Regions from separate parts of the Homo sapiens genome. Here region 1 is linked to region 2. The links are chromatin loops, found by intact Hi-C in ENCODE. Cell type or tissue: heart left ventricle. All regions are shown on one strand. Each heading gives the region's core, and the rest is flanking DNA. Links, peaks and the distances in the headings are about the cores only. Region 1 has its middle 160 kb from the start of LINC00052. Region 2 overlaps LOC102724465 (a long non-coding RNA gene).

The links. A loop is a pair of places that touch in the nucleus more often than their neighbours do. Peaks named below come from ENCODE experiments on the same cell type or tissue, not always from the same donor. Only the 100,000 strongest peaks of a DNase experiment are listed, where the experiment ranks them.
Region 1: a loop joins it to region 2, with 2.2 times the contacts of the local background. A loop is called at or near these places in 1 of 110 quality-filtered maps.

What each region holds. Positions count from the first base shown.
Region 1 is chr15:87,724,849-87,741,337 of GRCh38, reverse strand. No RefSeq gene overlaps it. Among named protein-coding and RNA genes, the nearest start is that of LINC00052, 160 kb to the right of the region's middle. In heart left ventricle, for the core only: no CTCF peak of the experiment used is centred there; no DNase peak of the experiment used is centred there.
Region 2 is chr15:87,487,176-87,503,664 of GRCh38, reverse strand. It overlaps LOC102724465 (a long non-coding RNA gene), which reads left to right. Exons shown (of 13, transcript NR_187944.1): 2 at 1,859-1,917. Among named protein-coding and RNA genes, the nearest start is that of LINC00052, 82 kb to the left of the region's middle. In heart left ventricle, for the core only: no CTCF peak of the experiment used is centred there; no DNase peak of the experiment used is centred there; H3K4me3 peaks cover 2,046 bases; H3K27ac peaks cover 4,444 bases.

The DNA of each region.
Region 1 (16,489 bases), core at 3,326-11,325, 240 kb before region 2:
ACATATTCATTTATGTTAAGAATTTCCATATTCATATTTGTCATTAATAATCCACTTTGTGAATAAGGCATGCTCTTTCCAGGGTAAATAGGGAAGGAAAACAGCGTTGTCAGCTGAGAAATAATCAGCTAAGCCTTCTCAGGTCCACTGTGAGATTTGATGATGCCATTTCTAGAATTCTGTGGCAGAGCTGGGGGTGATGTTAGGCACAGCCCCACACCGTCTGCGGTCAGGTAGAGAATGCAGATGTTCTTGTTTATCAAAATCCAAACATCTCTCTATAGGTCCAGAAAATGTTCCACTAATTCATTCAATGGTATTTTGACTCTTTTGATGTCCATCAGATATTTGATAGCAAACTCTGTTTATAAATGAGGATCCCATGTGATTTTGGGGGGTTAAGTGTGTTGCATAGAGTGTGGTAACTCTAGGCTGCAATATAAAGGGAATAACACTGAAATCTTCTGAAAGCAGCCTGGGTCACACGAGATTCCTGACAGAGATTGCAACACATAGGCAAGACGGTTGGAATTTTCTTATATCTTCTTCTAGTTGCCCAGGTTTAAAATGATAACCAGAAATGGAAAAACAGTTGAAGAACTTATTCTAACCATAGAAAAATGGTTAACCCAGGATATAAGTGACTTAGATATGATGAGATTTTTGTATGCCCAGAGCCTAGCATATAGCAGGACACTTAGTAACATGATATGCATTGATTTGAATTGGATTCTAATATGTAAATCAGGATTCAAAAAGCCAGAGTTGTAGTGCTGCCCTACATCTAAATGGTCTGATTTCTTTCTGGAGTTCACTTCCTCCATGGGGTGCTGAAGTTAGATCAAGGTTTGCCTGAGTAGATGTCGTGGGTCACTACTTGCTTTTCTGCTGTGCCCCAAATGGTCTTAGCATCTTTCACATCCCAGAACACCAGGAAGCCACTACCAATCAATAGACCTGGCACAAGTTGAAACTAGTTTCCCACCTCTTGCCTGAATCACTGATGGCCCCTTCTATCACTTTCTTCCTGTGATCTATCATTTATAATTGTAAATCCCCATTTCTTAGAACAGATTTTTTTTGGCCCATTTTTCTAGCCTTACTGGAGAAGAATGACTCCTGCAGTGTCTCCAAGAAGATGCCCTCTGAGTTCTGGCTTCAGATGCTTCCCTGACAGACCAGAGGGCTCTTGTCTTCTTCACTCTCTGCTTTCCCCTGATCCTGCCCTTGACAATGATCGAGTTCTTGCCATTTATGTGAGTTATCTTAGGGTAGTAGTCTCAAACCACAGCTATGTGAGTTGTCATGCTGGGAGCCAAGCTGAGGAGTTCCACAACTGAAACCAAGTGATCATGCATGCTTTCCAATTAGGAGAGAAAAAAGGCGTTGATTGGGAAAAATCATTTTTTAAATTTTAAGTACCTACATTTTATCTTAAAGCTTTGATATCTACCTTTATCATCTGTTTAAACTAGTAGCTGGTATGAAAAGGTTATAATTTAATTTACCACAAAAATATCTATTTGGTTATTACAAGTTTAATACATTAGTGTTTAAAAATGTTCCAGAAAGCACTTTCCAGGTGCTTTGCAGTTGAATATATTTAAGAATCATTTCCCGAGACTGTTTGCTTTCTGAAACCAGAGACCATGCTCAGATGAGCTTTGAACCAGAGTGAGTGTGGAAATTCCTCCAAGTGCTCTCTTCTTCTTGAGACTGGACAATGTCCAGCCTTGCCTTTTTGGACTGGGGCTAGGGCTGGGAGGACAAGGTCCCCATCATGTTTCAGAAGCAGAGGTAACTGATCACATTCAGTCACTGTGACTTTTCTGGTTACGGAAGTTATGATAGGCCCTGAGTGAAGACGATTGCCAGCCCTAGCCAGGTCATAGGTGTGTATAAAGAGGACACTCACCTCCAAGATCAACCCTGCCCAACTCTGAGGTAGTGCAGATACTCTGTCTCATATTCCACCACTGTATTGAGGATTGTAGCAATTAGCCTACGGAGCTGTCATTCATGGTCTAGGAATTTAGACCTAAACCCTAAGAGAATTTTCTAATTCCTGTCATATTCCTGTCATTCGTGGTCTCTTAATCCAAGTATCCACAATGACTTACTTCCCAAGCCCTGGATGCTAACTGGAAACAGGTATTACAAAACTGGAGAACATGGCTTTCTCTTCTGATTGTTCAAGAAATTTATATGCTTATGCTGAAAACCATTATTTCTTGAGATCTCGATGTTTTTTTCTTCCTTATAAGATAACTTGTTGAGCTTGCCCATAGACTTTGGCTGGCTTCCAGGGCACAATGCTCTACCTGGGCGACTTGAGCATACAGTTTGCCCGCCCTAGATGAGGAGAATCTGGTTCTGTTTCCCAGTCTTTTTTATTTAGCACCTATCTGGCATCAAGCCTTTTCATGCCTTCTCCAAATTACATTACCAATAGGCAATACATGGTCAACGTCTTTCTGGGAAGTCCAAGACTTGTGCATGGAACAAAGAATGTCAATTCAGGAAGGAAAGTAAAACATGTGAGTCAAATGAGCTATCTGGACAAGTGCGGACAATGCTTCTCATTTTTTCTTGGCCCACGGTAACACATTTTGATTGGTGGATGAGCCACCGCAGATATTAAGCTAGTCAGCTACTGGCACCGGCACTTAAAACCTCAGGCTGCCCTTTTCCAAATGGTACTTAATGTGGCTAAGGACTCCCTTTCAAGTATCCAAATTGTGCCTCTAGCACAGGTCATTTGAAAAGATCTTTGAATTCTGAAGGTCAGTGGTCACCTGCCTTTTCCCTCCAGAAGATCCTACTCAAAGCTTTCTCATTCTAAGTGTCTCTCAGCAAATGCTGGCATGAGTGGGTTCTGAGAGTGTTGGGGGCTCCACAGCTGAGATAACACAAAGAAGATCTACAGCCATTCATCCTGACATTGGCAGGGTCAGTCTTTCTCCTGAGTCTGAACTACAGAGTATAGCAGACCCTTTCTCATCAGAGCAGAGTGATCTATTTCTGCTCATTACGAAGGGCATAGATTCTCTGTAGGAAAACAACTCTATCCACTCTTATTCCACTTGCTTAAGAGGTTCAAGGGAAACCTTGGTTATTCCTTTCCAGAAACCTTCCACCTTTACCAGACATAGTCACAACAATAGCTATTCTTTATCAAGAATTCAATATGTGCCAGGCTCTGTTAATATGCATTATTTTGTGAGACTCTCATAACAAGCTATCAGAAATTTCTATTTTATGAATGAAGGGACTGAGCTACAGAGTGATATAGTCACTTTCCGAAGGTCACAGAGCTTAACAGTGGCAGATTTGAATCTCAGATCCTTGAGCCCATTTTTGGAACCACCATACAAACTTGCTCTATCTTTAAAAGTTGCCCTTGGGAAGCGGAGCTTGCAGTGAGCCGAGATTGCGCCACTGCAGTCCGCAGTCCGGCCTGGGTGACAGAGCGAGACTCCGTCTCAAAAAAAAAAAAAAAAAAGTTGCCCTTGGAATTTGACCCAGCAATCCCAAAGGATTATAAATCATTCTACTATCATTACACATGCACACATATATTTATTGTGGCACTGTTCACAATAGCAAAGACTTGGAACCAACCCAAATGCCCATAAATTTTAGACCAGATAAAGAAAATGTGGCACATATATGCTGTGGAATACTATGCAGCCATAACAAAGGATAAGTTCATGTCCTTTTCAGGGACATGGATGAAGCTGGAAACATCATTCTCAGCAAACTAACAAAAGAACAGAAAACCAAACACCCTATGTTCTCACTCATAAGCGGGAGTTGAAAAATGAGAACACATAGACAGACGGAGGGGAACATCACACACCTGGGCCTTTCGGGGTTTGGGGGACTGGGGAGGATAGCATTAGGAGAAATACCTAATGTAGATGACAGGTTGATGGGTGCAGCAAACCACCATGGCGTCTGTATACCTACGTAACAAACCTGCACTTTCTGCATATGTACCCCAGAACTTAAAGTATATTAAAAAAAATTTGCCCTTGGTTTCATTTTCTAGTGACAGAACAAGAAAGAAAACCCAAGTTAACCACATCCCCTTTGTTTTTTTAACATGTAATATTTCAAAGCATCTTCTAAAATACCGTATTCTCTATGACTGTTGCCATTTCACAGATGGACAGTGTCACAGGGGATTGGCCAGATGGCCATGTGCAAAGGCTCGGATCTAGAGAATGGTAGGGATGGTTTCTGAACTCTGCATGTTAAATAGCATGTGCTGCCTCACTGGGCAGAAAGACAAAGAAGGCAGGATGTACTTAGTAGTCTGTTCATGCAGTCTCTTCATCCTGTCATTCAATAGATATGTATGGACACTACAAAGTGCTGCCACATTTCAAAGGGCAGGATCTTTGACACTCAACCACTTCCTTGGGATGTCTGAAGCATTTGCAAGTAATAGGTGTTTAATGGATTCCTAATGATACATGGGGCAGGCAGAGCTTATTCCTGTTTAGGGGCGAAGGTGAACCAACTGTATGCCCCAGGATGGGTAAACCAGGCTCAAATGAGAGAAAAAAACATCCTGGACCTTGCTTTCCCTGGCGCTTTCAAAGTGCTATTTTTGTCAGGATGATGATTATTTCATTCGCATTCCTCAGATCTGATTCCCTTTTCTCCCCCTCACCCTGCATAGCTCTTAAGCTATGCAGTACACCCCACAGATTCCACCACAGAAGGTTTCAGGCTGCATTTTCATCCAAGGGAGTGGGGGAATGAACTGGGAAAAGGGGTGATGATGATGTTCCTTCCTCTCCATCGGAGCACACTCACACCAATACCCAGATGTGTTCATGCACATGCCTGGAGACCTGCATGGACACACACTGTCTAAACACAAGCAAAGACAAACAAATAAACCCTCAGACCCCTAGGATGATGCATACATGGACATACATATGCATTACACCCACAGCCAATCACATACAAACACATTTTTGCAATATGTCATCTGCACCCAATTGCTCTTGTTCATTGTGTCTTCCAATATTCTTAAGGTTGGTAAGAAGGTGGCTGCTTATTATTAACATTTTGTGGTGGGTGACTGCTGTTCTTATTTTAGAGGAAAAAGTGCATCTCATTTAGACATCAGGATTCCTATGTGAATGGTAGATATTGTTTCTCAGCCGTACCAACCCAGAAGACAAACAGACACCCAGGGCTCAGTCATCCTCCCTCTTTTCTTTATGGCAGGAGGGAATCACTTTCACCAGGACCCACAGCAGGTAGGTACTCATCTCACCTCCTAGCTCTCACCCTTCTGAAGTCAGGACGCAAACATACCAGGAATTGGCTTCCTAATTTCCTTTTTCTCTAAATATCAAGCAGCTCCACAATTTCAAAGACCCGCCCCCAGTAATTTTCCTTTTGCCAAGCTTCCCATCCTAAGGCTGGTCACGACCCAGGGTGAGGTAGAGAAAAAACGCCCTGATCCTCACCATCTGCAGGAAAGTGGCGAGGCCTCGTCTGGGGGCCGTAGCCTCCCTGTTCTGGGACAGACCTGCCTGGCCTGCCTGGAGGCCCAGCCAATGTTTTCACAGCTGTGGGCTGGGAGGGCTGCTCCCCAAGCTCCTTGCACACAGTTGGCCTGTGACCCAACAGCTGTGCACACCCAGGCATGACCCCGGTCCCTGTGAGGAGTGGGGGACCTGGCCAGTGCACCCCAACTGGAACTGGCCAGCCTTGCCTGTGCCGGCTGCATCTCACACTTCTGACCCGCTTTGATAATGCAGCTATTAAATGGTCCTCACATGGCTTCCTTGGCCTTCTATTAACTCCCCAGGCAGCAGCGACAGCCTTATTAACTGAAAATGGCTTTTTGTAGCAGTGTTCCATTTCTAATATTAATAATCATTGTTTAATAAAAACAAAGGGGGAAAATACAGGCAGAAAAAACAGACTGCTTTTCTCCTTTGTCATTTATCACCCTGGCAGGAGGCCACAGACGATGCCAACAACAGCAGTAACAGCAGAGTGGTTAGCTCCATGCCAGGGACACAGAGGCATGTGCACACATGTGCACATGCACGCATACACTCACATTCACACACATACACACACACCTGTTCCTGAAGTGGCACTTCATTCATCACATGGCCAATGTCAGGCTTAGAACCTCCTCCTCCCTTCCCTCCCCACCTTCCTCTGTCTCCAATCCTGCGTCTTCAGTGACTTCAATGGTCCAGAATGGTATCATTAGCTGACGTCTTTCAAAAAAGAGAGGAAAGAGGGGGCTGCTGGCTATGGCATCGTCTCTACTCTCTTCTTTTACCCTTCCCATCAGGCCAGTCATCTGTAAGACCAATGGCTCATTCCTGCCAAGGCCGAGGAGAGTGGAGTTAAAAATGTAGTTAATTAAATTTACTCAAAAAGATCAACTCTCCAGATCAAGAGCTGGGTTTATCGTCACTAAAAATAAACAGGGCAGGGGAAGAGAGGATGGAAGAGAGGGGAGCGGGGAGGCGGGTGGGGCCAAGAGGGACTTGGGGCTTTGGATCCTTGGATGCCGAGCTGATATTTAAAGACCTTTTACATTGTGAAAGATCTCAGAGAACAGCTGACATCTCCTGGGGGCCTGGGGAGGTTTCTATGATAACAAACAATCCCACTTTAGAGGTGAGGGGACTGTTCCCTCTTTGGGTTTGCAGAAGCCTGTAGGAAGACGAGTTCTTTGTTCATGGTGAGGAGTGTAGATCTTCAATTTCCTCCTTCAACCTCTCATCTAGCACCCACTCCCCATTCTCTTCCTCTATCTAAGAGCAGAATAATCTCTAAACAGAAAACTTACGCATAGAGCAAAGGCTCAGGCAGTGGTCCTGCAGGGGTAATGCTTTATAGCTCCTACTTTTCCCAGTACACTCCAGACCTTGCACCACCAGGACACCCACTCTCCTCCTCTGAGGAGCTGCAATATCCCCTGTGTAGGGTCAACTGGCAAAAGACATGTGGATGCCTTTGAAGAGTCCCTCAGCGAGGCTCATCCAGGTGAAATGTGGAGCCTACAGAAGGACTTTCCTGTCAATCAGAGTTCGTGCTCTGCTATCTCACCCCTTCACAGCACAGGCTGCTCTCCCACTGCAGGGCTCCTATTCCTCCTTCAAAACCTTACACCCATGTCACTTCCTCCATCCCTCTTCATCCACTCCCAAGGCAAAGTGGATCTATCTGTCTTTTGCTAATTCAGTCCCCACTCTCACTGTTGGGTGCTTTGCCTTCTTGCTTACCTCCCTACTCAGCCGCACGCCTCCTCACCTTGCTCTGCTCAGCACTCGGGTCATGGTCCTGAGTGGAACTCCAATGCTGAGCCAGAGGCAGAGAAACCAGCAGATGGAGTGTCTGAGGGGAGAAGGTGGGAAGCATGTGTGTCAAGTCGGGTTTGCATGTTGGTTTAGCCATGGGTGGCCTGAAACCAAAGAGCCCTGTGAATTCATCAAAGTGTCAGTGACCATTGACAAAGGACTTCCTGGCTTGAAAAATGGCTGTCACCCTCCTATCCTGAGCTTTACCTTGGAAACATCAAGAGAAGAAACTCGGTGCCTTTTAGATTAATTTACTCATCAAGATGTCATTCTGCAAAAGTTATTTGCTAGCTGCGAGTCTCTCCAAGTTCCCTTGCTCTGAGCAGGAGGTCACCCTCTGCCAAACACAAACAAGCAGGGATTCTGGGGGAGTGGAGTCTGTGTTGGGGGCTTGGAATCCTGGATGCAGAGGCAGCTCCCTGAAGCCTCGGCCTCTGGGAGTGCTGCAGTTAAGGCACTCTCTTGTCACACAAATTCCCCTTAAGGGCAGGCTGGGAGAGAAAAGAGGACTGCAGAATAAACTTTGATAGGGAGAAAGAAGAAAAAAGAATCCCCCGTAAGCAGAAGATACACAGCACATCAAAGTTACTTTTTCCCCCAAGAGACAGACATAAGCTCAAAAAGCCATCATCTACCAGGATATTAATGTCGTTACTTTTTCATTTCTTATATTTAATATCCAAGGAAACCCGGCAGTGTAATAAAGCCACTCTATGGAAACACCAGTGCGAGGTGAGGACAGGGAGGAGCAGAGCTTCTGAGTCACACAGTCTGCTGAGCTCTGCCTCCCAGTCATTGATACACTCCAAAGGGCAGCGTCTCTTCAGGCCCTGTGGGCTGTTCTGCAGAAATGAAAAAAGCAAGAACCAATCTCACCCCCTGCCCTAACTCTGGGCCATTTCCTTCAGTGTCCTGGGGAGAGTGTCAGATAATCAGAACACAGCAGAACACAGCCTGTCTGCAAAGGCTGTCATGCTTTCCAGACCTGGAGAACACACAAAATAATGTCAGGCTTTTTACCCACCCTGGAGAGTTCAGCTCTCTTCACCTCCTGCATGGGATCTGGGCCTACCAGCTACGTAGAAATCAGGCCCTTGTCACCTGACTTCTTGGCTTTAGATACACCATTCCCCATTTAAGAGAGATGCCTCCTGCAGGTTCCTACTTTGCATGGGGCATTGCTTATTCTCTACATGTGTGTCTGTGTATGTATGTGTGTGCAGCATGCAAATGACATAAAGTGCTTTACAGAACCCTGAAAGAGGAAATAGCAATCAATATGCCTGTCCAAACAATTAGAAAGAGATGTTTCCAAGTCTTCTAAATCTATCTGGCATGTGTTAGATGCATGCTGTCAGGCTGGCTGTCATTAAATACCTTCTAAATAATGCAAAGACAATCAGATGTATAAATAAGCGATTCAATTTGGGTGATTGATTATTGAAATAAGGCTCATGCACCCAAGGCATGACATTTCCTACCACATCTCCATTTCATTTCTCAGGCGAGAATGATCTTCCTACCTCCTCTCATGGAAAATGATCTCGTGGCTGGAGGTTTAGAGCATGGGCAAATACTGTTGGGTCTTATGCTTGACTGTTCATCTTGCTTGAATATTCCTTGGATACGTGAAACAGGTGTGTCTATTTTGTTTCCTCTCTGTAGTATGGAAACTCCATGCTAGACTCTCCCAAACAAACTACATGCTATACCCTCCCAAACAACCATAGAACAAGTGCTTAAACATCTTTGAAGGTAGAAGTCTTGCAGACAACCTTAATATGACTTGGCTTTTCTTCTCTGTGTTCCTACTAAATTTTCCAATGTTTGCAACTCCTGGAAAAAAAACATAGTGAAATATTTTCAGTGTTCTTGCTATTTGTAGTTGTATTTCAAAAAGACACTAATATAGAGTTTATGTAGTATGGGGATCGCCACCAAATTATCTCTGAGAAAGTAATAAAACACACTGTGTTTCTCTTTCCTGAAGGTAGAACATCTGATCTGAGTCCTATAAACCTCCAGACCTAACTCCTGCCATCCAGTATCCGAGTCAACAGATTAAGCTCCTGTCTCCATTAAACCTTATCTCATACCACTGCAGCCTTTTGGAAGAGGCCCTCTTGCAGATTTGAGAGGAGAACATTCATAGGAGTTAGTTCATGACACAGCAGGACACGGCATGGCTCTCTAGCTCACAGTCTGGCATTTGTCGTTGGCAAAGGTCAATTAGTACAGATAAGAAATCCAAACTCTCTAAGCCCTAGTTTTCCTCACTAAGGAAGTACATTAGCCTTAAGGCAGAACTTCCTACCTGGCAAACAGACATTTATCTAGATTAGAACCTCACTGCTCCAAGTGTGATCCTTGGGCCAACAGCCTGGGCCTCACCCAGAAGAGTGTCTCAGGCTACACTGCAGACTTACCGAATGGGAATCTACATTTTAACAAGTCATCAGGTGACTCAAATGCACATTTAACTTTGAGATATGCTGCTCTAAAACCTAAAAGAAGTGTGGTGGAAAAAAGTGGGCACTGTGTATAGCATTTTATAGGGTGATATAGGTTAGGCAACCTGCTTTCACAACTTCACTATTTTGACCTGTAAAAATTGAGATTGAAGATGAAACTTCCTCTACATGGTAGCTGAAAAGCTAAATGAACTCATATATGCAAAGGGTCTAACCCAGAGCCTACACCCTCTTGGGCCCTCAGCAATAGGTGGGTTTTCTCTATCAGGTTTTTGACTTATAAAATGGTTACTATTTTTAAGAAGTTACTATTACTTACCCACTTGTAGTTTTCGATGCCTATGGAAGAGGCTAATGCCAATTAAACAACTATAATAACACCTCATCTACTACTTGTTGTTATAGTTAAGATATAGTATAAGATAAAATAAACCAGATTAATATTGAATAGATTAATGTTAATAAAACAACTATAACAACACCTAGTAGACAAGGTGATAGGTAAATCTTGATTGTTTTCCTTCCCTTTTCTGAATGATAAATGGCATGTGAAGGCTAAGAACAATGCCCAAAGACAGAATAAACCCTCAAAAATGGTAGCAGGGACTATGAGTAGTAGTTTAGGAATTTCCTTCAGGCAGTCTCTTGATCAGCTCTACCCTTGATTTTATGATGGTTTTTGTAACATTTTCACCAAGCAGGTGAATGAAAGCCTTAGAAAAGTTCACGTCAAGTCATCTCTCCAAATGGTGCGCTAGAGAGACACCTTGGCTTGGAAGCAGGGAGATACTTCTACTCCTGGGAATGCTAGTAGCGCAATGTAGGCCTGGTTCCATCTCCCTGGAGTTGGAGGTCACCTTCCCTAGTGGGATGTTGTCAATGTTCTTTATTTGCCCAACTCAGACTCCTCAAGACTCAGTTTAGGTACTGTCTCCTCCAGGAAGCCTCCCATTACCCACGTTCCAGCTTAAATTGATGTTCATCCTCTGTTCTCCCAAAGTACCTGTGATTGTTTTTGCTGAGCTATAACCAAAGTCATCTTCTCTTGTTCCCCAACTGAACTAAGAGGACCTTGGAGTCCAAATCGTATTCAATTTTGACCCCATGTCTCTTCAACCCCAGCCTCAATTAAGACAACAGTTATTCACTGTTAATGGTAATGTCAGCATTCCAGACATGTTAAACCATTTATTTCCACTGCTTCTAGTTGCTGTATTAGGAACAAGTGGTGCCCCAGTGCAGATAATATAGTATCCACCCTGTCCTCCTCAGGCCCCTTCCTGAGAAGTCTCATGTTTTGCTTTCATCACCTGCTACTAGCCTTGTGCAAGTTCAGAAAATAAACTCTCCAAGTCACTCAGTGTTACGCTTTTCTTTTCCTCCAGTCCTGTTTATTTTATCACGTGCTCTTCACTTCCGAACAACATCCTCTCTCTTTTTCCTCTCCACACTTTCTTTCACCAAAACACTTCAAGTGAAAGATAAAATAATTCATATTACTACTATTCCCAGGGTAAGCTGGGTAATAGAAGTAAAGTCTTAAGTCAAAACAAACAAACAAACAAACAAACAAACAAAAACAGCAACAAAAAACCTCTAACTGGGAAAACCTGGTTTTACTAAGCCATTTAACAGAATGTAAGATGCATACTGCCCTCTGAAGTGATTAAGTGACTTGTCACCATGGCCCTGCTGAGTATACAGACTATATACAGTCTGTGCGTTTCTGGATGCTGCACATATGGCAGTAAACGATACCGACATTAACCTTGCCCTCGTGGAACTTGTATTCTGGTGACAGAAACAGCACAGTAAACCTACAAATAACAAATAAATTTGATATTTACTTTGGAAAAAATATCTAAAGGAACTAGGTGGGGTGATATGACAGAGAGTAGCTTGGAGAGGCCCCTTTGAGGAGGGAAGGAAGCACACCTTCTGAGCTGAGTCTCAACTGGCAGTGACACTAAGCTTGGTATGTGGACAGGGGGTGATAAGTGTTCTGGGCAGGGGAAATAGAACAGTCAAAGGAAAAGGTCATGGCAAGTAAAAGAAAAAAGAAAAAAAGTCAATCTGATCAAAGTGAGTAAAGGGGGCATTCCTGTGAAATGAAGGAAATGGGGCCAGTGGGAAGGGGCCAGATTATTCCAGGCATTGGAGGCCATGGTTAAGATTAGTGTATTCTAAGAGTAATGGGAGCCCCTGAAGGGAGTGACATGATCTGGTCTACATTTGTAAAAGATCACTGACCACTGTACTGAAAATGGATTGTGGAGAGGCGTGTGACTGCAAAGAGGAAGATAATTCTGAGCTCCTCAGCAGTTTCAGCCCTGTAGAATTAGAATAGACTTGAATACACCTGTTCATGCAGTACCACAACAATGACTATGGCTAAATTTTGAGCACCTTGACACAGAAACAAACATCTGATCTTCGACCCACTAACTCCTGGAGACAGCAGAATTATTTCAAGAAGTCTTGGGGTTTATATGTGTACCAATCATTATTGATAGAATAAGTAACATGGCTCATTTTAATATTATTTATATTATTTTTCAGTATAAATAGAATTATAATTGATAGAATGCATGTACTGTTTAAAATGCATTATTTAATTCATAGAACTTTCTGTCATTATGTGTTTCACAGTTATATTAAATGAATTCTTTAATTGGTATGGAATCTACAAAATGAGTAAGTGAGTTAATTGCTAGATTTCATCCTGACTCAAAGAACACTATGCCCTCACTACACTGTCTCCTCTTCCTGGAGACCCTAGAAGATTATGTTTCCCCAGTCACACTAATGGTTAGGGTGGAACCACGAGATTGAGTTCTCAGCAGTGGGACTGTGAGCAGATGTGATGTGCTACTTCCTACCTGAGCTGTATAAGCAGGTATGTGTGCTCATGCTCTCTCTATCCACAGTTCACAAGGCTGGCAGCAAAAATCTCCAAAATGTAGAGTTGTAGTTTAGAAGTAGCTGGGATCTGGGATACCTGAGTCAACATTTAAGGAGGAGAGCGCCAAGGACCATGAGATGATTTGCGATAGACTAGAATGTAAGTGAGAACTAAACCTTCTGTTGTATTAAGCCACAGTGCAATTAGAACTTATTTATTGCTGCAGTCTAGTTTCTCCTAGGCTGACTAATGGCATCCTTCAGATATACTTGCACCTGTAACCAGAGAGGCATATGCAAGGATCATCATTGCCATAGCATTTTGACAGCAAGAGATGGGAAATTGCCTAAATATCCACTCGCAGTAAGCTGGTTCAATTAGTTACAGCACACTCATAAGGTGAAATATGATTCTGGGATTATGAGGGAGCTCTATAAAGTACACTGTTAGGTGTCAAATGCAAGACTCAGTACAGTATCATAGTATTTGACCATTCATATGTGAAAAGGGTAAACTTATGTAACAGCAGCTAACATATATTGGGTGAATGTACCATTTGGTATTTTAAAGATTTACAATTATTAACTCAATCTTCACAACAGCCCTGTAAGGTATACCCAACATTATCCCCACTTGATCACCAATCGAAAGGACAGACAGAAACTTGCCAAACCCAGGCTTCAGGATTTAGGGTTTACACTTCTAGTAACTCACAATAGTCCATAAATGGGAATGCTTATTTATGCAGAGAATTTTTGTGGGAAGGAACACAAGAATCTGGAAGGAATAGGTGTCTTTGGGCAGGAGAACTGAAAAGTTGAGGACAAGGTTGGGAAGAAGATTTGAATTTCAACATATGCCCTTTAGGACTTCCTAATTTTATATTTTAACCATGTGCAGATATCATGTATTTCAAAACATAAATAGATTATTTTTAAAAGAGCAAATATATTAGCAGATTGTCTTAATTTTAACATCATGTCTCCAGTCTTCAGGACAGGCTGACTCCCAATCCAAAAGAAAAATCAGCTTGACTAATTTCTAGGACAGCAAAAGGAGCCTGAAGGCTCTCGGCAAAATCCTTGTCCCCTCTCAAGTCATGGTTTCTTTTTCTGCTCCTCCCCCCAGCTCCCCAGGCCCTGGTGACAGAGAGAGGAACACTGCACCACTGTCTGCGAATGCATTCTTTGTTCAAAGAGAAGTTTTCACTCAAATAGATTTTTGCCTTTTGCAATTATGCCATTAAAAGTGTTCTGAACTTCAGAGTTGAAATGAACTCCAGAAAGGGTCTGCCCTTTTAGCTCTCTGGCTTTACATAATTTATGGTTTTGAATCTTATTAAAAAATGCAAAGGGATTCAGAAAAGGTTCTAGGCAGGCACTCATCCCTCTTCCCCTCCCAGCATAGTCCTCATTGAATTTCTCTCCCCACTGTGATGGGGGTACTGTCTTCGGGATTGAAGGGTCTTAATCTGGGTCATGGGAAGAATACAGGCATATGGAAATTGTTCCTCAATCACCCTGCACATTTCTTTGGCTCATCCGTTATCAGCTGTAATATTCCCCTCCCATGCCCCTTTTCCACTGGTACCTTCCCCTCCCATCCCCTCTACTCCCCTCTCTTCCATTCCCTACTTTTCCTTCCTTTTCATCCAACTGTCTTTCCATCTTCCCTCCTCTGACTCACCTGGTTTGGGGAGTGCCACATTCAGTGAAGTAGACAAGACCAGAGGAATGGGATGCTTGAAATCAAATTATCTGCTTTCTATTCTGTGCTCTGCCACTTTCCAAACATGTGCCTCTGGGCAAGCCGCTTTAACCTTTGAAGCCCCTTTTTGCAGGTTTGTGAACTAAGGCTAATAGTTGCATCTATCTCAAAGGTTACAGGGCAGGTTAAATAACACACTGAAAGTAAAGAACTTAACACTGTGTTTGCATATAATAAGCATTTAATATTAGCTTCGTTATTTTGGAGAGACAGAACGGGGTTGTAGGTGAGGTCATGTCCTCTGGGGGCAGACAGCCTGAGTTTGAATCCCCCTGGTCTGCTGTTTGATTGTTGCGCCATTTTCAAAGTCACTTCTCCTCTCTAAGGTCAGTTTCCTTATCAGTGTAATGGGGATAACAATGCCATTTTTCTGTAGGATTGCTGTGAGAAGGAATGAGATGAAACATCTGTAAGGGACTGGCACAGGGTAGACCTTCAATAAACCCAGGCTCTTGGTGTGGAAATTTTGTGCCTAGCAGAGGGAAACAAATAAATAACATTCAAACAAAAAAGTTGCTTTAATCCCTTGAAAATTATTTTATCTAATTACTTCGAAAGAAGGGTGGCCTCACCCTAAGCCAGATCCTTGGCTTCAAGTCCAGCCCTGGGCCGTTAACTATTGACTTTTAGCTATGCTGTCTGTTGGAAAAGGCTGCATACCCCAGACCTGTGACAGTTTTCTGGATGAGGAGGTTGTCTGAATTTTCACCTGGCAACCTTCAACTCTGTCCCCCCTCCATGGCAGGGATACCCCCATACATTTTTCTCTGTTCTTGGCAAGCCCTCCACCATCTCCCTAATCAAGTTCCAGATAAGGAGTGCAGCAACTGAGAACATGTGTGTCTGTGTGGGTGGGTGCAGGTGGGAACAGGGTTTCCAGTGGAGAAGACCCAAACCTCTGCCTCATTCTCAGCCTGGGACAAGCTCAGTGCTCAAGAGTCCAGAAATTGTGGCTTCCAACCTGGGCTCAGAACCTTGTTCTTTTGCTTCTGGCTGTGAACTCTGGCCAAGTTATTTAGCATCTCTCAACTTCAGTTTTCTCGACTGTGAAAGTGGAAAGACAACAGAGCATTCCTCAGAGAGTTGCCTGTGGAGTAACTGGCTCAGCAAATGGTAGAGGGGTTATAACTGGTCTAGCCTTGCATGATGGGTCTTCAGAGTAGCCAACCGAGGGTCCATGGTGGGCAGAGGGCTGGAGAAACAAAGTTGGACCCCTTTAAGATCTGAGGTTGCCAGTCCATCTGTTTCCCTCTACGTACAGTTTGAATGGTCCAGAAGTCAGCTCCTGCCAGAAGGGGACCCAGGACTGGGAGAGAGAGCTGGGAAGTAGCTGAATTGGATGGAAGGCTCTGCAGAATATCTGCAGAATCCGTCAATAGGCCTTCTTTCTGTGGGTGCTGCTTAAGCAGGGAGCTGGAATTTATTCTCTCTACTGCCCCCCTGGACTCGTTCTTGGCATGCTGTGTGCCTTCTCAAGCCAACAAACAAATTTGCACCTCATGTAGCAAAATAAATAAATAAATGAACCCTGGAGGTATCCAGCGTCTATGGCAGGACGGACCCAGGAGCTCTGCCTGGCACTGCCCTCAGCCGCCCTGGCTCCCGAAGGCTCAAAGTGCCTTACTTTGCACCCTCTTAGATCCATCTCATCTTTTATTTCAGAAGGTGTTAGGATTCTTTTATTTTCCAAGAGTTTCTTGGAACAGAATGAGAATCACAGACTGTCAGGGCAGAAAGGCACCTCGGGAATCATTTCCAGAGATTACAAAATTGCAGCCCATGGCAAATCTGACCCACAGGCACATTTTATTTTGTTCATACAGATGTTTCTTTTTTAAAAAACGTGGCTGGAGGCAGTGGCTCATGCATGTAATCCTAGCACTTCGGGAGGCTGAGGTGGGTGTATCACATGAGGTCAGGAGTTCAAGACCAGCATGGGCAACATGGTGAAACCCCGTCTCTACTAAAAATACAAAAATTAGCTGAGTGTAGTGGTGGGC
Region 2 (16,489 bases), core at 4,960-12,959:
AGAAGAGTGAGTGTCTGCAGCAGAACCATTCTGGGATTTCTGGGTCTACTTACCAACACTTGCCCAAGCTCCTGTATGGCAGCTCCTGTAGCACATAATCCTTTTATTTATTTATTTACATTGAGTTGTATGTTGAGGAAAAATGAGACACACAGACAATACAACATATCTAAGAGAAAACTATAAATAAATGTCGCTTTAATCACAGAGGGTTAACTGTATGATCTTTAGCAGCTGGGAAATTGCCCAAGTGGTGGCCACCCCTCCACATCCACCTTGTTCCTACAAGAGACTACAGACTGCCCTGCTCCCCACTCACCCAGGGTCCCTCTGCTGCTGCCTCTCGTGCCTAGTTTTGAGGACAAAATAGGATAAGATTCCAGATTTAGATGTATTTCTTTCTCTCTTGGTTAGAGAAGGCCTCTGCAGCACAGTGCAGATGGGTCACCCCTCTATGGAGTGATGGTCTTTCTTCTGCTCTGTGCTAGTTTGGCTCTTGCCCCTCCTGTGAAGGTTTGGGTCCTGACCTGCTGGGCCTTTAAGATGGAGATTGTGAGACATTATTTTTCTTCTAACCTAATCCCAACCCTAGGAGTATAGAGTCAATCCAGCCTACCTCACCCCTTTTAAGGATGAAGGTGGAGGTAGGTATTAGATTGGATGTGGGCGTCAGCCTGCAGTCAGCTCACCTGGCCTCTCCCTGACTCAGCCTCTCTGGCTGACATATTTCAAGTGTTCAATGAAAGGAAAAGAGCTATATCCTCATCTCAGTTGGCTAAAAAGGAGACATCCAGGTCTCTGTGTCCAAAGGGCCCAGGGGCTGTGCTGTTTTGCCTCACTGTTTATTCATTCTATCCATTATTCCTCCTTTTCTGCAAACATTTATTGAGCAATTGCTATGTGTCAGGTAAGTTTGGTGCCAAGACTGCAAAACTGTATCAGCCATAAAAAGTAATTAAAATAATTCCACTAATTGCAATCCAGTACGATAAGTCCTCTAAGAGAAGTTTATACAAAATATCTGAACACTGAGTGAGGGGAAAGAGGGTAAATTTTTTTCTTTTCTGGTGAAGTAAGAGGGTTCCTAAAATAAGTAACCTTTGAGCTGCATCTTTTATGGTGGTTAAGAACATAGGCTTTGGATGGATAAATTATTTTGCTGCTGCTGCTAACCTATATGCCCTTGTGCCAGTAACCTAAGCTCTCCAAGACCCACACTCCTCATCAGAAAAGTAGGAAATAGAATACTTACTTCATAGGATTGTGGTGAACATGCAAGAGCTATATAAAGCACTTAGCAAGGTGCCTGACACAAGGTGACCTTAGCTGTTACTAATTTTAATGGCTGTATATTATGATTATCACCAAGGGACAGATGAGCAGGAAAGAAGAGGAAAACATTCTAGAAGACAGCACAGCCTGTGCAAAGGCATGGGGGCACCTCTTTCCTTCATGTTACGCTTAGACATGCAGAGCTACGACATACAACATCTGACCCTGGCCTGGAGGAGGTGGAGGGTGAGAGGGAGGGTACTTGGATATTTACAGAGGAGATGTGTTGCACAGGCTCTTCGAAACCCTGTTTTCCGAGTCCTGACATTGACTGCCTGACTATGCACCCTTCTCCTCCCTTCATCAGCCTTCACCCAGTGGATCATCCCATTTTCTTCCACAGACTAATCCCTTCTCCAGCCCCAGTAGACAACAAATGGATCATCTGATTGATATCTCAGTATTAGGAAATCATTATCAGGCCCCAGAAAATGATTTTCTGTTACAGAACTGGGATTATTTATTTATTTCGGTACCAACGAATCTATTTTTCACTCAATGGAGATTTTCCATTTTTGGCCCACAGCAATATCCGGAGAGAGAGAGAGAGATTCCTGTAGAATACAAGACAAGACTATCACAATGGTGAGTAATAAAAAGATAAAATCAAACATATCTTCCTCTGTTGAGTGTGGGGAAACATTGGCAAGGTTGATACAAGCTTAACTATAGACGCTTTGAAAGCATCCACCGATGTTTAACACGTGAAGGGAAAATACTGCTGCAAGCTCCAATTCTAAGCTGCAGTGGATGAATGAGCTAAGAGAGGTGGAGAATGGAGAAAAGAGAATGTGTTCTCCTCTCCATAATTAAAAGTGAAAGGAGCTTGTGGGTAAGAAAGATGGGGCAGAATGGAGCCATCCATCTGGGTAGCCTCTCTTCCCGCATTCCCTTTTAACCAGGGCTGAGTATGTGATTGCTGCTGAGGACAAGCAGTGGATAAAAACCAAGTAGGTGAAATGCCTTGCATTGCACATTCAAGGCAGGTCCCCAGTGGCTAAAAGGCTGGCATGGAGCTGGACCAGAAAATGTAAATGCGTTCAGTTCATAGGCACGCAAACTCAAGTTCTTAGAGTATAGCAAAACTCCCAAGGCCTCTCCAGAAGCTGGGGGAAGATTTGAGTTAATCTACTTCAATTTTATTTTATTCTGAGGGTTTTTTTAAATTTTTTGTTTTTAGATGCTTTTTATTTTTCCTTGTAGAGAAACCCTTGTTGTATCAAATGCCCTCTCTGGGCTTTAGAACTTCATTAATTAGCATCTTTTAAATGGTTGGGTAATATTCTTTTCTCCCTTTTCCAAGCCATTTCCCCAAGCCTTAATTTTAATAAAGCTGGTGTTCATGAACATTTGAATTTTAAAGCCCTTGGTTATAAGAAAGACAGAAGATGCATTTTAAAAGAAAGCCAATCAAGGATGACTCAAATGATGAACAGGACTTCTCTGCTTTTATGAGTCTACTTTTCAAGATCCAATATTATCTTAAGATACTTTTTTTTATTTTTTTCCCCTGTAGATAGAGAGCAACCTAAAAAAAATATGCAGACTTGATTAGCGGGGCAGAGACACTGGGGAGGAGTTACTCTGGCATATTTTAGTGTGGGTGGCAATTTCATTTAAAATAGAGCAATAATAAACCTGTTTTTATTTTTTTCATAGAAGCACTACATTTCAAGCAGTAAAGGTGAACCATTTAAGAGCTTTTTAAAAAGAGAACACATGACTAAAACTCTTTAAGATCCCAAATTGTTCATAGAATTTATGCAGCGATGAATACATTTGCCAGTGTAGACTGTTAAAGGCAGAATGCTTGGAAATCGACTCCACGGTTACCCACCTGCCTGGTGCAAGGTTGTGCGTTTCCCCAGCAACTGGGATAACATCATAACCGCTTACAGTGCTGCAGAGCCTGCAGCCCCCTGGGCGGCTTCAGGTGGTAGTGATGCTATCAGCTGTTGCCAGGGCAACGAAAAACCTTGACCTTCTGAGACCTGCCAGGCAAGGAGTGGAGAAATACAGATTTTGAGTCCTGTCTGGAGGTCTGCTGGTGATTAAAGGAATATAATTATGTAGCTATCTGCCACTAAATTACTTATTAAATTCACATACACATACAAATCAATGCATAATACCTAAATAATGCATACATGCTTGCAAGCAGTCTCCATTTAGTAGGTAGAGGGTGCTTCCATATTTGGAAGTGGTAAATGTTTTTATACCTTCCATGGAATCTACCGGTTGGCATTTGGTGGTAAGATATTTCCCCCAGTCTTCCCAACCTCATCAACTACTCAGGATTTTTACCTCCTGATTCCAGAACCTGGAAGAAGTATTGAAGAGGTAAATCTGCAGTTACTCTTAAAATGTTTTACATGTCAGAGAGATGAGGTCCCAGAGCAGTGAGGTGATTTGCCTTAGATCATACAGATTTAGGGAAAGAGAAATAGGCTTGTGCTTCTCTTGTGTGTGTCCCTTTTCATCCTAACTTACACTGGCTGCCTGCATATATATATATATATATATATATATAATATGTGTATATATATATGTGTGTATATATATATGTGTGTATATATATATGTGTGTATATATATATGTGTGTATATATATATGTGTATATATATATGTGTGTGTGTATATATATATATATATATATATATATATATATAATGAATATCTTTCAGTTTTTCGTTCTGCAAAGTATTTCCTCGGCTTCTGAAGCACCATCTTTTCTGACATCTTTCTACACTATTATTGACCGAATCCCCATTGTCTTCTATCTTGAGTGTTTTTGGAAGGGAATGCAGGAGGTATCTGTCTATGTACCTATTGGCTTATGATGACCTCAAGTACCTCTACTTTAGAGCTAAAGGAAGTACAATCCAATCTTTCTTCAAAGTTTATTATCCTCCCTGTCATCCTGGAAATTACCCCTGCTTACTTCCTGAAGAGTAGTTTCAGCACCTTTGGTATCCTGAATATTGGGGAACCAATGGGGGACTCATTTAAACCATGTCAGTGTTCTGAGTTTTATTGATCACTGTATACTCCCTTCTCTCCAAATGTAGAGTGTTTTGATGGTGTTCAATTACCATTTCTCATTCACTCAGTTTAGTTTTATGCTTACAACACCTTAATGTATTGTGAGAAGAAAAGGATTCTGAAAAGCTCACCTTTCTGGAAAAATAAACATTGGCCCTACTTATTAATTTTTGTAGTAGCTCTATCTTGGTGCTGGTACAACAGGCTCGGTGATTGCCTAGGAGAGAGGACTGTGATATAATTCTAGATGCAAATAATAAAGCCATATTTCACCTAGCAACGATATAATGGGGGACGGTCAGACCATTAGTGGGCATCAAGACAGAATAAACTATGCTTCCAGTGTACTTACTCCATGAGGAAAGACCCTTTTCATGATTCCGTTCCTCGTGAAAGAGAGTAAATCTGTTTTTCTTCCCTTCTGGTAATTGCATTTTTAGACACAATTGCCGGCATCCCACAGGTGGGGATATTGGATTCCACTGAGGATTTGATGTAGTAACTCAGCTCTTGGCTTTTTTTGTGGTGCTAAATGCCATTTTGCTGAGTAATCAGCATGTTTTCCGAGTGAATGTGGTGCGCCATCTGCAATCTGTTTACTTAACTTCATGAGCTCCATTTCTTCAAAGGTGAAGAGCAGAGCTTTTAAACAGAAATTTGAAATGGGTTCTTAACAGAACCTTGCTTGTTACTTACAGAGTCAGAGACTATTAAAATACAAAGAACTTGAAAAAAAGAAGAATTCAGTTACTTTGGATCACTGATCATCATCCCTGAATTGATGTAATTTGTTTAAATTGCTGAGCGGAACCCAGAGTTCTGGGTTTCGCATTCAGCTTGTAACTACTTTTATTTTTGTAGCACTTAGGCTCTCTCTAAAGCTACTGTTTACCTTTCTAAGTTGCATTCAGGAAAGCCTGATAGATAAAAATCCAAATTTGCAAAACAGATCAATTAGTGGACCAGTATTCCAACCACAGAGAAAATTCACAGCGTGGCTCGTTAAATAAAATCATGCTTCACTGGTGAGTTTGAAATAGAATTTGATTTCCCCCATTGTATAGGTGAAGAAACTGAGATTAGAACTGTCTCCCAAATATAAAAATTTGGTTCACACACAACCTTTGAGGAATATATCTATTATGTAAAAGATGATATGCTTGCATGCAGAGAATGATGTCAGTGACACAAATTCTCAGTGGGAAAACTGTCATAAGATTTGAGATTCTGCTGTAAAATCCCTGAGTCTTCCAAAGTTCTTGTTATAAGTGAAACAAACCTTTCACTTATCTCTGGAGATTGTCTCCCGTTTCTCTATGTACCACCAAACTGAGAAAAGCTGAACTGCCATCTTCTGGAAACATCTCAGCATTCATCCACAAGCGTGTACCTAGCCAAGTCAGTAAAGCTAAGAGAGAAGAAGCAGGGGAATAATTATATTTTATATGTAAACCATTGTTTTCTTGCTCACTTTACCCAAAGTGACCTTGTGTATAATGTGACCCCACCTCTTGGCCACAGCAAATTAGCCTAGAGGTGAACCCCACTCCAGTCAAACCTATTGCATTCTCCGTCCATCAAATTGGAATTAAATGACATAGACAGGAAGTCAGTCTAGTGGTTGTGGGTGCTAGAATCAAAGGGTCATGTAACCTTTGGGCTGGAGGATACCGTCAGTTATATGAACAGTAATAATAAAACAGAGAAAGCTAAAAGTTATAGAAAGAAGAGATGCTCAAAACGATGCAGCATCTGGAATCCATGTGGCTAGGAGAGTTCTGCTTGAAAAGTTTTCAGTAGCTGTAAGATCCTGATTCTACTTCCTCACCTTTATTTTAGTATGCATATCTTTATATGAACTTTTTCTGGAGCTAGTTCTGAATGAGTTTGGTCTCTTTTGCAACTTCAGGAGCCCCCAGCATCCTGTTCTTTGTGAAACAGCCTTCCGTACAATGCTTAGTTTCATCAGTGAGCTATTTTGAATGTGATTAATAAATTCAAAGATTGCACTATCAATTATTTTCAACTAGGATCTCCTGATCCCTAGACATTTGTCCATTTCAGGATTCTCCCAAACCATGGCTTAGGGTTCACCTTATTCTTTCCCACATTTTTCTGCAAATATCTGGGGCTGCTATTCTCCCAAGCCCATTGTACTCATACTTTCTGTATCTGTAAATATTATTTCTTTTACCGTCCATTGGTCTAGATGCAAAAGTCAGCCCTTTAAACTTTCCAAAGATAATACACTCGCAAAGTCCTTCAAAAGCATATTACTCAACACTTTGGGTCATAGGGAGGGTTTCTGTTATGTAATGTGCAGCAAAACATAACAAACAACAACTCCCAAATCTCTAAAAACATCTTGGATATCACTATTCTCTGAGCTCCCTTTTCAGACACTGCCACCAGGATTGTACCTTTTAAAATATTTTTTCCCATACTACTTCCATCTTGATATTCTTCTCTGCTTTCTCTCTCCTGTTTCTCTCTCATATAACCTCTCTTTTGTCATCTGGCCTTTTCCTCCTCAAAGAAACATAGAAATCCTTCTTCATTTTTAAGGCAGATGAGATGCTTTCCTCTCTCAGAAAACTTGGCAATAGCCAGGGCCTAAGCCTTGGCAAACACAACTTCTCACCAGGATTTAATAGGTATTTTCTCAAAGCCTGTGTCCTCTGTAAGTAGAATTCTAGTTCCAGCTGCCAAGGTAGCCATGAGAGTGATAGTAGTAGTCATAGTCATTCTCTCTCAATACTCTGATACATCAATTCACATCATGTGGACTTTATACCATCAATGATTTTCAATCAGTCCTTCATTATGGAGCTGCCTCATGGGCCTCTATCTGGCAGAGAGAGAGTGACTGAGCTGGGGAGGATCCTGGTCCCTTAAGATCCACCAAATCCAGAGCCTCACAGAGTGCCTCTGCTTCACACAATAGAGTTGTATGAAAGAATATATTTGAAGAGAAAGGTCACACTGCTAAAAATAGCTTATAACCTCCTGAAAAAAGACATGAGATGCCACTGAAGAATTTTAAGCAGGGCAGTGACAAGATTTAACTCACTGTGGTGGGACCGAGAGGAGAGGCCCTGGGGTTAGGGTATCCAGTTAGGGAATTCACACTGGGGCCTAGCAAGATGGTGAGAGCCTGAATCAAGGGGATAGCTGTTGGAACGGAGAGGAAAAGTCACTGGACTTGGTGGCCAATATGACTTTAGGATTTAAGCAAGAGGAAGGCATCCTGTATCTACAATATTTCTAACCTTGTGACAAGGTGAATCTTGGTGCCACTACTGAAAGGAGGGAGTAAGGTAGGAGAGCTTGATTTTGGAGGGTAGGTGGGGATGTAGGTTTGACCCTGTATATTTTGAAATCATTGTGCTTTCTGAATCTGCATCTAAAAATGGGTAGCAGCCAGGTGTACACATGAACCTGTTGCTCAAGAGAGAGTTTAGATTGGAGCTACTGATTTGGGAATCATTCATGATACAGGGTCACTTCAAGGCATGGAGTGAGAAAGATTAGGAATGAGAAGAGAGGACTTTTAAGCATGAGAAATGGGGAACATGCACATTGAATGCCAAGAAAGAAGCAGAGGGGCCTGAGAGGGATGGGACAGAGAGGCAATAAAAGAAACCAAAGGGTAAGTTATAGAAGCTAAGGGAAGAGAAAGTTGGAGTGGGGAGCTTGGTCAAATATTAACATGAAATCATGCAAGTTGTAGCCTGGCAAGTGTCTTTGTATTTGGCACTTAGAATGTTGATAAGATCTAAGAAGGCTATGGCTGCAGAAACCAGGTATTGGAGTGTAACTAGGAAATGACAAACAGAGGAAGCAAAGGAGAGGGAAGGATGGCAGAATGGGAGTTTGAGGACAATTACAGGCAAAGAGGAAGAAGCCAAGGGATAAGAGATAACAAAAGTCAAAGAAAGAGCGGACCTAATAGATAGACAAGTGACTCAAAAGAAGTTAGAATGACTGGGATTATGAACACCAGGGGAGGTGCTCACCACGGAGAAGGGACACCCCTTCAAGAACATCAAAATAGATAAAGACACATTGGAAGACTCTTTGAAATTTTTACAGTGTGTTTTTTTCATTTTAAATTTATAAAGTGCTTCTATGGGTTGAATGTTTGTGTCCCTCCCATCACCCAACTTCCACAATTCATATGTTGAGTCCTAATCCCCAGCGTGATGGTATTAAGAGGTGGAGGCTTTGGGAGATGATTAGGTCATAAGAGTGCTGCCCACATGAAAGGAATTAATGCTCTTATAAAAACAGCTTTCAGTGAGCTTGTTTGCTCTTTCTGCCATATAAGGTTACAGCTAGAAGGCACCATGTTCACAGCAGAGGGTGAGTCCTCACCACACAATGAATCTGCTGGTGCCTTGTTCTTGGACTTCCCGGCTACCAGAACTGTGAGCAATAAATTTATGTTGTTTGTAAATTACCCAGTCTATGATATTTTTGTTACAGCATCCCAAATACACTAAGACAAGTGCTTTGTGTAATTTCATTTGTAAAAGCCCCTACAGCCCTGAGATTCATGCCATAATTGTGTAAAAGGAGAAACTGAGGGAGAGAACCATGATATCCGACACCTAATCATCATATTGCAAATGGATGCTTCAGAATGCATGGTGATATTTCATTCAAACAGCCAAGGCAATCTTAATGGCATCAGCCTAGTGACTGAAAGGAGCTGAATGGTTATCAGACAGCTTAGCGCCTGGCTGGCCTCATGACAGAAATAACTGAATTGACTGAAAAAATATTCAGATTGTTGGAGTCATTCAGATAGTCTCAGACTGTAACTCAATTGGAACAAATGAAGACCAGTAAAGTTTGCATCTTTGCATTAACACAGAAGCAGCCAGCTGAAAAGTTTAAAATAAAATAAAATGTAAAAAATTAAACTGTTTATGTGATACATAAAATTCTATGAAAGTAGGTCTGATATTTGGTTTTCACTGAATTAAAAGAACAAGCCAGTTGTTTAGGTACTGTGTAGAAATAGCCAAAACCAAATGTACACCAGGGCTATTTATCTTCACTACCCACGATGTAAAAAATCAATATCACTCAGAAATGGTTATTCTCTTTTGTTGGGGAAATGGAGTGTAAGGGTATGGGAGAAGTTTATTGGATGGAGAAGGATTCTGTGATGGTATGGTCATAATGGAGTTTAAGCTTAATTATGACAGTAGCACACTCATGAGAGTTTTAATTCCACATAGGTAGTTTACTGAAGACAGCTGTCAGGTGACTAATGGAGGTTTGGCTATGACTTCATAATCCACACAGCTAGGCTTTTGCCCTAGGTATACAAACTGGCTGACATTAGCAGGCTTTCTCACTTGATAATCTTCTTTTATAACCAAAACTGATCAGTTTATTAAAAGAGTTAAGCACAGCAACAGCAAAGAGCCCTAAGTGTTTAAAGAATATAAATACAGAAAGTAAGACTTTAAAGATTCAGGCAGATTCAATTGGATTTTTTTTTAAGTTTGCTTTAGTTTTTATAAATACTCAACTGGAATGAGTATTTTATAAATACTAGACTGAAATCTATAAGCTAATAATTCTTTTCAGGGAAATACTGATTAGAGATGATCATTCAGGGTGCACTTTAAGTCTACCAATACCTTCTTACTTGTAGCTCAATCCCGATAAATGTCAATTAAGGGTCCAGTTGCCTTTCCATGCCTCCTAACCAGAGGATCTTGGAGCAGCATGTTCTGACCAACTCTTGAAAATAAAAGTTTCTATCCTCCTAGGAAAATTTGCTCTGTCATCAAGGCAAAAATAACTATAAGAGCTGGTCTTAAATATGCTTCATTGATCAGTGACAACTAGCTCAAGTAATCCAACTTCTGAAGGGTAAGCCCATCAGTGACAACACCATGTTTCTGAAATCAGTCAATTGGCAACGTCCTCATTCTAGTGACTGCCTTTCTGAAAGTCAGCCAATCAGAACCAGCCTCACTTGAGTGCCTAAACTTCTGCAGCTAAAGTTCAAGCAATCCCTACACACTAATTGCTTGTTAAAGTCCCCCAGTCCAGAAACTCCATACTTTCCCCAATCCTATATGGACTCAGCTCTCTGCTTTGCTCCCCAAGACTGCACCTTATACACACAGCTTTCTCTTGAAATAATAATTTGGCTTTTTGTTTCAGATAAGGGTGGATTAGGCATAGCTATCCCTGAGAGCTGCATGCTGATGCACTTGTGGGTGACAGAATTTTCAGTTGGTACTTTTCTCAATGGACTTCTATAAGACTGGCCTTTCCATCTGATCTGCCTTAGTTTCTTCATTCTTCTCACTCCCAGTGTACTACCAATTTATCTTGGACCATAGAGCATTTTGATAAGAATAAAAAAGCATCTGAGCTGGTATTGGTGCAGGAGAGAGAGAGCATCTTTGTAAAATTACTGTAGTAAAAAAGTGCAGTTAGACTGGGTCAACCATTATATCACCATGGGAACTAATTCTAATCTCATTGTGACTCTGTTTCCCCATTAATAAAATGCTAATTATTGAAGCTACTTTCTTGTTCAAGGTGAAATTAATTTAAGATATGCAAAGCGTGTCATTTAGTGCTTGGAATATAAACTATTTTAAATAATGAATGTTCTATTTCTTCTAGGAATCTAACAAATCCTGATGGTTTGGCTCTCTCTCTCTCTCTTTAGTATTTATGCTTTCAGAGGTATTTTCAGTTTCTGAGACAGTGAGTCTTGACTGCAGCTGCATACTTCAAATACTTCATAAACTAGGAACAACAGCAGCAAAAGTTTAAAAATAACACATACTGGTGAGGTTGTGGAAAAAAAGGGAACACTTTTATACTGCTAGTGAGAAGGTAAATGAGTTCAGCCATTGTGCAAAGCAATTTGACTATTTCTCAAAGAACTCAAAACAGAACTACCAATTGACCCAGCAGCCCCATTACTGGGTATATATCCAAAGTGATAGAAATCATTCTACCGTAAAGACACATGCATGTTTATGTTTATTGTAGCACTATTCACAGTAGTGAAGACATGGAATCAACTTAAATGCCCATCAGTGGTAGACTAGATAAAGGAAATGTGGTATGTATATACCATGGAATACTACACAGCCATAAAAAAGAATGAGATCATGTCTTTTGCAGTAACATGGATGGATCTAGAGGCTATTAAGTGAACTAACACAGGGCAGAAAACCAAATACTACATGTTCTCACTTATAAGTGGATGTATTAGTCTGTTCTCATGCTGCTAATACAGATATACCCAAGACCGGGTAATTTATAAAGGAAAGAGGTTTAATTGGCTCACAGTTCAGCATAACTGGGGAGGCCTCAGGAAACTTACAATCATGGTGGAAGGGAAAGCAAACACGTCTTTCTTCACATGGTGGCAGCAAGGAGAACTGTAGAGGGAAGTAGGGGAAATGCCCCTTTTAAAACCATCAGATATCATGAGAATTCACTCACTGTCATGAGAACAGCATGGAGGTAACTGCTTCCATGATTCATTTACCTTTCACTGTGTTCCCCTCCATGACATGTGGGGATTATAGGAACCACAATTCAAGATGAGATTTAGGTGGGGACACAGCCAAACCATTTCATTCCTGTATTAGTCTGTTCTCACGCTGCTGTGAAAAAATACCTGAGACTGGGTAATTTATAAAGGAAAGAGGTTTTATTGACTCACAGTTCTGCAGGGCTGGGGAGGCCTCAGGCAACTTACAATCATGGCAGAAGAGGAAGCAAACATGTCCTTCTTCACATAGTGGCAGCAAGAAGTGCAGAGTGAAGGGGAAGAAAACCCCTTGTAAAACCATCAGATCTCAGGAGAACTCACTTACTATCATGAGAACAACATGGAGGTAATAGTCCCCATGATTCAATTACCTCCCACCGACTCCCTCCCATGACATGTGGGGATAATGGGAACTACAATTCAAGATGAGAATTTGGGTGGGATCACAGCTAAACACATATAAGTGGGAACTAAAGATTGAGTGCACATGGACACAAAGAAGGGAACAGCAGACACTGGGACCTACTTGCGGGTGGAGAGTGGGAGGAGGGTGAGGATCGAAAAACTACCTATTGGGTATTATGCTTATTATCTACGTGACAAAATCACCAGTACACCAAACCCCTGTGACATGCAATTTCCCTGTATAATAAACATGCACATGTGCCCCTAAACCTAAAATAAAAAGTAAAATAGTGAGGGTTCTATTTCATCGAAGACTGTCAAATCCCCCCCTTTTTTTTTTTATTCTTTAGTAGTTTAGCCTTTAGTACTTTCACTTGTAGAGGAGTTTTTAGTCTATGGGACAGTGAATCTTGACTGCGCAGCTACACACTTGAAATATTTCTTAAACTGTAAACAACAGCAGCAACGGCAGCAATAAAAACCCAGTGATTCATATGTAGTAGATCTGGAGTGGGGCTTAAGCATCTACATTTTCAAATCCTATGTGAGTGATTCTCATATGTATCCAAGATTAAGGAAAGAGGAGTCCCGTTTCAAGGCTCAGAGGTAAAAAGAAGATCATCCTGTGTTTTCCCAATTGTCTGATGCTATTCACTGGGGCAGGAGCAGTGAGCTGTAGTGAGAAATACATGGCTAAGGAGGTAGGGATTGGAGCAAATGCTCTTTCCATGCTCTTTCCTGTGCCTATAGCATAATATTTGTCATGTGGAAGGTTTAAATAATTAATGCTTAAAGTTCAGAAATAAAACATCTGTTGTTTTGTTTTGTTTTGTTTTGTTTTTATGAATCCCTTCAGACTATAAACACTGAGAACTACTGGTCTAGACCTCTCTCCTAAGATTGAGACCTGTGAGGCCCTTCCATGTAGACATATTGTGGACTCAGCCCAACTCCAGGCTTCTGCAACCAGACTGCTTGGTTTAGAATCTGGCTCTATGCCTGACCAACTGTGTGTCTTCAGTTATTTTTCCCCCATCTCATAGTGGCAGTGGGAAAATCCCATGAGATTAATATTTGGAAACACATAAGTGACCAACAAAGAGATAAACCTCAATAAATGTGGTTATGATTATATTAGTTATCCAATTTATTAATCTTTCCCCCATACCCACTTTCCTCAGTTATACCCTGTGTAGTGAATGGTAGAACCAGCCCTGATTGCTCAAGTGGAACACCTGGGGGCAGCCTTTGACATCTCCCTCTAATCTATCCTCTATGTCTAGTGCACTTTCTGACACTGTCGGAAATGACGATGTTTTTTCTTACCATCACTCAGTTCAGGCCATGTTTGACTTTGTCCAGGACTCCTACAACAGATCCCTCTTGGGTCTCCCGACTCTAGTCTTACGTAAAACTGCACACTCAGTGTGCAGCTTGCCTCCAGACTCAGCTTTCCAAACTGCAGAGAAAATTATGTCATTGCCTTGCTTGAAACCCTCAGTGACTTCCAATTGTTCTTGGGATACTGTGAAAACCTCCTCATACATTGAACAAGGTCTTGCTTCTTTGGCCTTTGTTAACCTCTTCAAGTCTCAGCTCTTTGACACCCTCCTTGCACAATATGCTGCATCAGTTTGGACCTCCCTTCTGTGCTGTAGCTGTGCCAAACTTCTCTGAACATCCCCCAGTGTCATTGTCTCCATCTGGAGCACTTTCACTGTGAATGCAGAATGAAGCATATGAGATGCAGGAGGATTGGAACCCAAAGGAGATGTTGATTATTTCAAGAGCCCTCCTGTTCTAAATTCTCACATTCTATATTAAAAATACTTGCCTCCTGGGTTGGTGATGATGATGATAATGATTGGTGGTTTCTATCCACCCTTTAATTTCGTCAGCAAGCTCCAGCTGCTAACTCAGAGTCTCTCAAAATAATTTAATGTTCTGTTCCAGTGCTCAAGGAAATTATTGTAACATTCTCACTCAGTACCTTCTTGATCTCTTGTTTGGATTCCATTTCTAATCACCAGTTGGCCTCTGTAAAGCCTTCTTTTATTCTTGCTTCTCACTTCTGGATTTGATAGATTTTTGTTACCCTTTTGCTTAAACTTCAGCTTTTCACAGTGGACTTTGGGTTGCTAGATTGTCCTTGGCAACTGGAGTTGTATTCAGCAGGAATCCTCTATTCCTAACCCAGTCCTGTAAAACCCAACCCAGAGCCAATCTCTGGCCAGAACTCCAGGATCTGCTTTGACTGCCCTTGGAATTAAAAAAGTAAGACATTAATCATTGGACTGCTAGGCAATTCTTTCAGAATGATAATCTATAATTAGTAGGCTCAAAATTGAACTTGATTTTCTTAACAGTAAAGTAGAAAATGCCCAGGTTTTAAGATTTTAACTGTGTGTGTGTGTGTGTGTGTAAACATCTAAATGAGAAGAACAAGAAATACAAACCTAATTGTAGCACTAATAATGAAGGAAATCTTGCCAGACAAATTTTAACTTCATTATTGGCTTTAATTAGCAAATGAGTGGACAAATAGAATACAGTGAATGTCCCTGGTCTTGACTTGATTAACACATTGCACAGAGCACTTCACAAAACGATAGCCCATCAGGGCATTTAAATTGTCTTAGAAGTGAACATTTGCAGCAGTGGAGAACTGGCTGGCTGCATGCAGAGGGAACGTACTAGAAATGACAGGCTTTTGGGAATATGTTGACATGGACCCTGTCTTATTCAGCATCTTTCGTAATGATGTGGAAGGGGAAGCACACAGTGTATTAATTAAATTTGACAAGGATGCTGATTTGGTTAACAGAGTGAACCTAGAGGGTTTACAACATGGTAAGAAAATAGGAAGAAGAAAATACAGTTTGGAAAAATGCAAATAGTGCATTCTGGGAGAATTAAGCCATTAGAAAAATATTCAGGGATCCTGATACGATAACTGGGGCACATTTAAGGAAATAGAGATGGAAAGGCCACACTTGTTTTCCTTCCCCAAGTGGGGCATGCCGCATCACTTCTTATACATCCCCTAAGGCTAAATAAAATCTGTACCACTGATAAGGCTTCAGCAAGAGAATTTTTTTTTTTTACTGAGATTAAGATATTGGGAGTTGATGGTTTCTATACATTTTACTTAAATGGTTCTTTATCTCAGCTATATCTCACTACCATTGTAGTTTTTAATCACTTGCCAACCTTCTGTATAATGGCTTCCTCTTATGGGCAGAGGGCATCTCTTTGGGGTCAGATACCCTTTTCATCTCTATTCTGCCAGGGTTTTTCATTAGGGTTTGGGGCTGCCTGCAGATAGGGATTAATTTCTACTTTGTCAACTATATTAAAATGACTTGTTAAAATAGTCAAAACTTTGCATTTGTTTTTCCTAATGGTATTCAGTTTCCTGGCTGCTCGCAGTGACCTTTCAAAGCCTGTTTATCCTGAGAATGTATGTCATAATTAATTTTGATTTATTCCTTTCCTTTGCACACCATTTAGAAAACATGTAATTGCTTTCTCAGTCTGTTCTTTCCTGCAACTCCATAGATTCCATAGATCTATTTTTGACCCAGGCTTTATCAGCCCTTACTTAGTCTGTTGGCTAGATCACATGTGTAACTATGTTAAAAATGGTTTGGTTCTAATATTAGGTTTTATGTTTTGTCAGTTACATGACGATGACCTTAAGGAATGAAGGATGCTCTATCCTGCTGAGTGATTTATCCTCAAGTGAGTATGAGAGAGTGACCCATAGGGTAGAGTAAGTGGTCTCTACTGAGAAAACAACCATTTCTACTGTTCATGCTTCCTGGCCATGAGTAGATGGTCGGTCACCCACAATAAATACGTTGCTTAGTGTTATAAGGTTCTCTTCTATAGGGTCCTGTAGGCCATTTTCAATTGCCTACTGTTAAGAGTGTTCTTCCCACCCTATAATTCTAAATGTAGAGTCATTTCCCTCAGCTGCATGAAGGAGTTTGGAAACAGGTAAGAGGGAGACTTCAAGCCCCTCAAATGTGCCTTGGAGCACTACCAAATGGCAGTATTTTGTCATTTAGCCCAGCGTCTTCCCTCAGTCCTTCAGGTGGCCTCCTAAGAGGTACTTAGAGGTGTGTCAGATATGGCCTCATATGCCATTTGCATTCTATGTCTCCT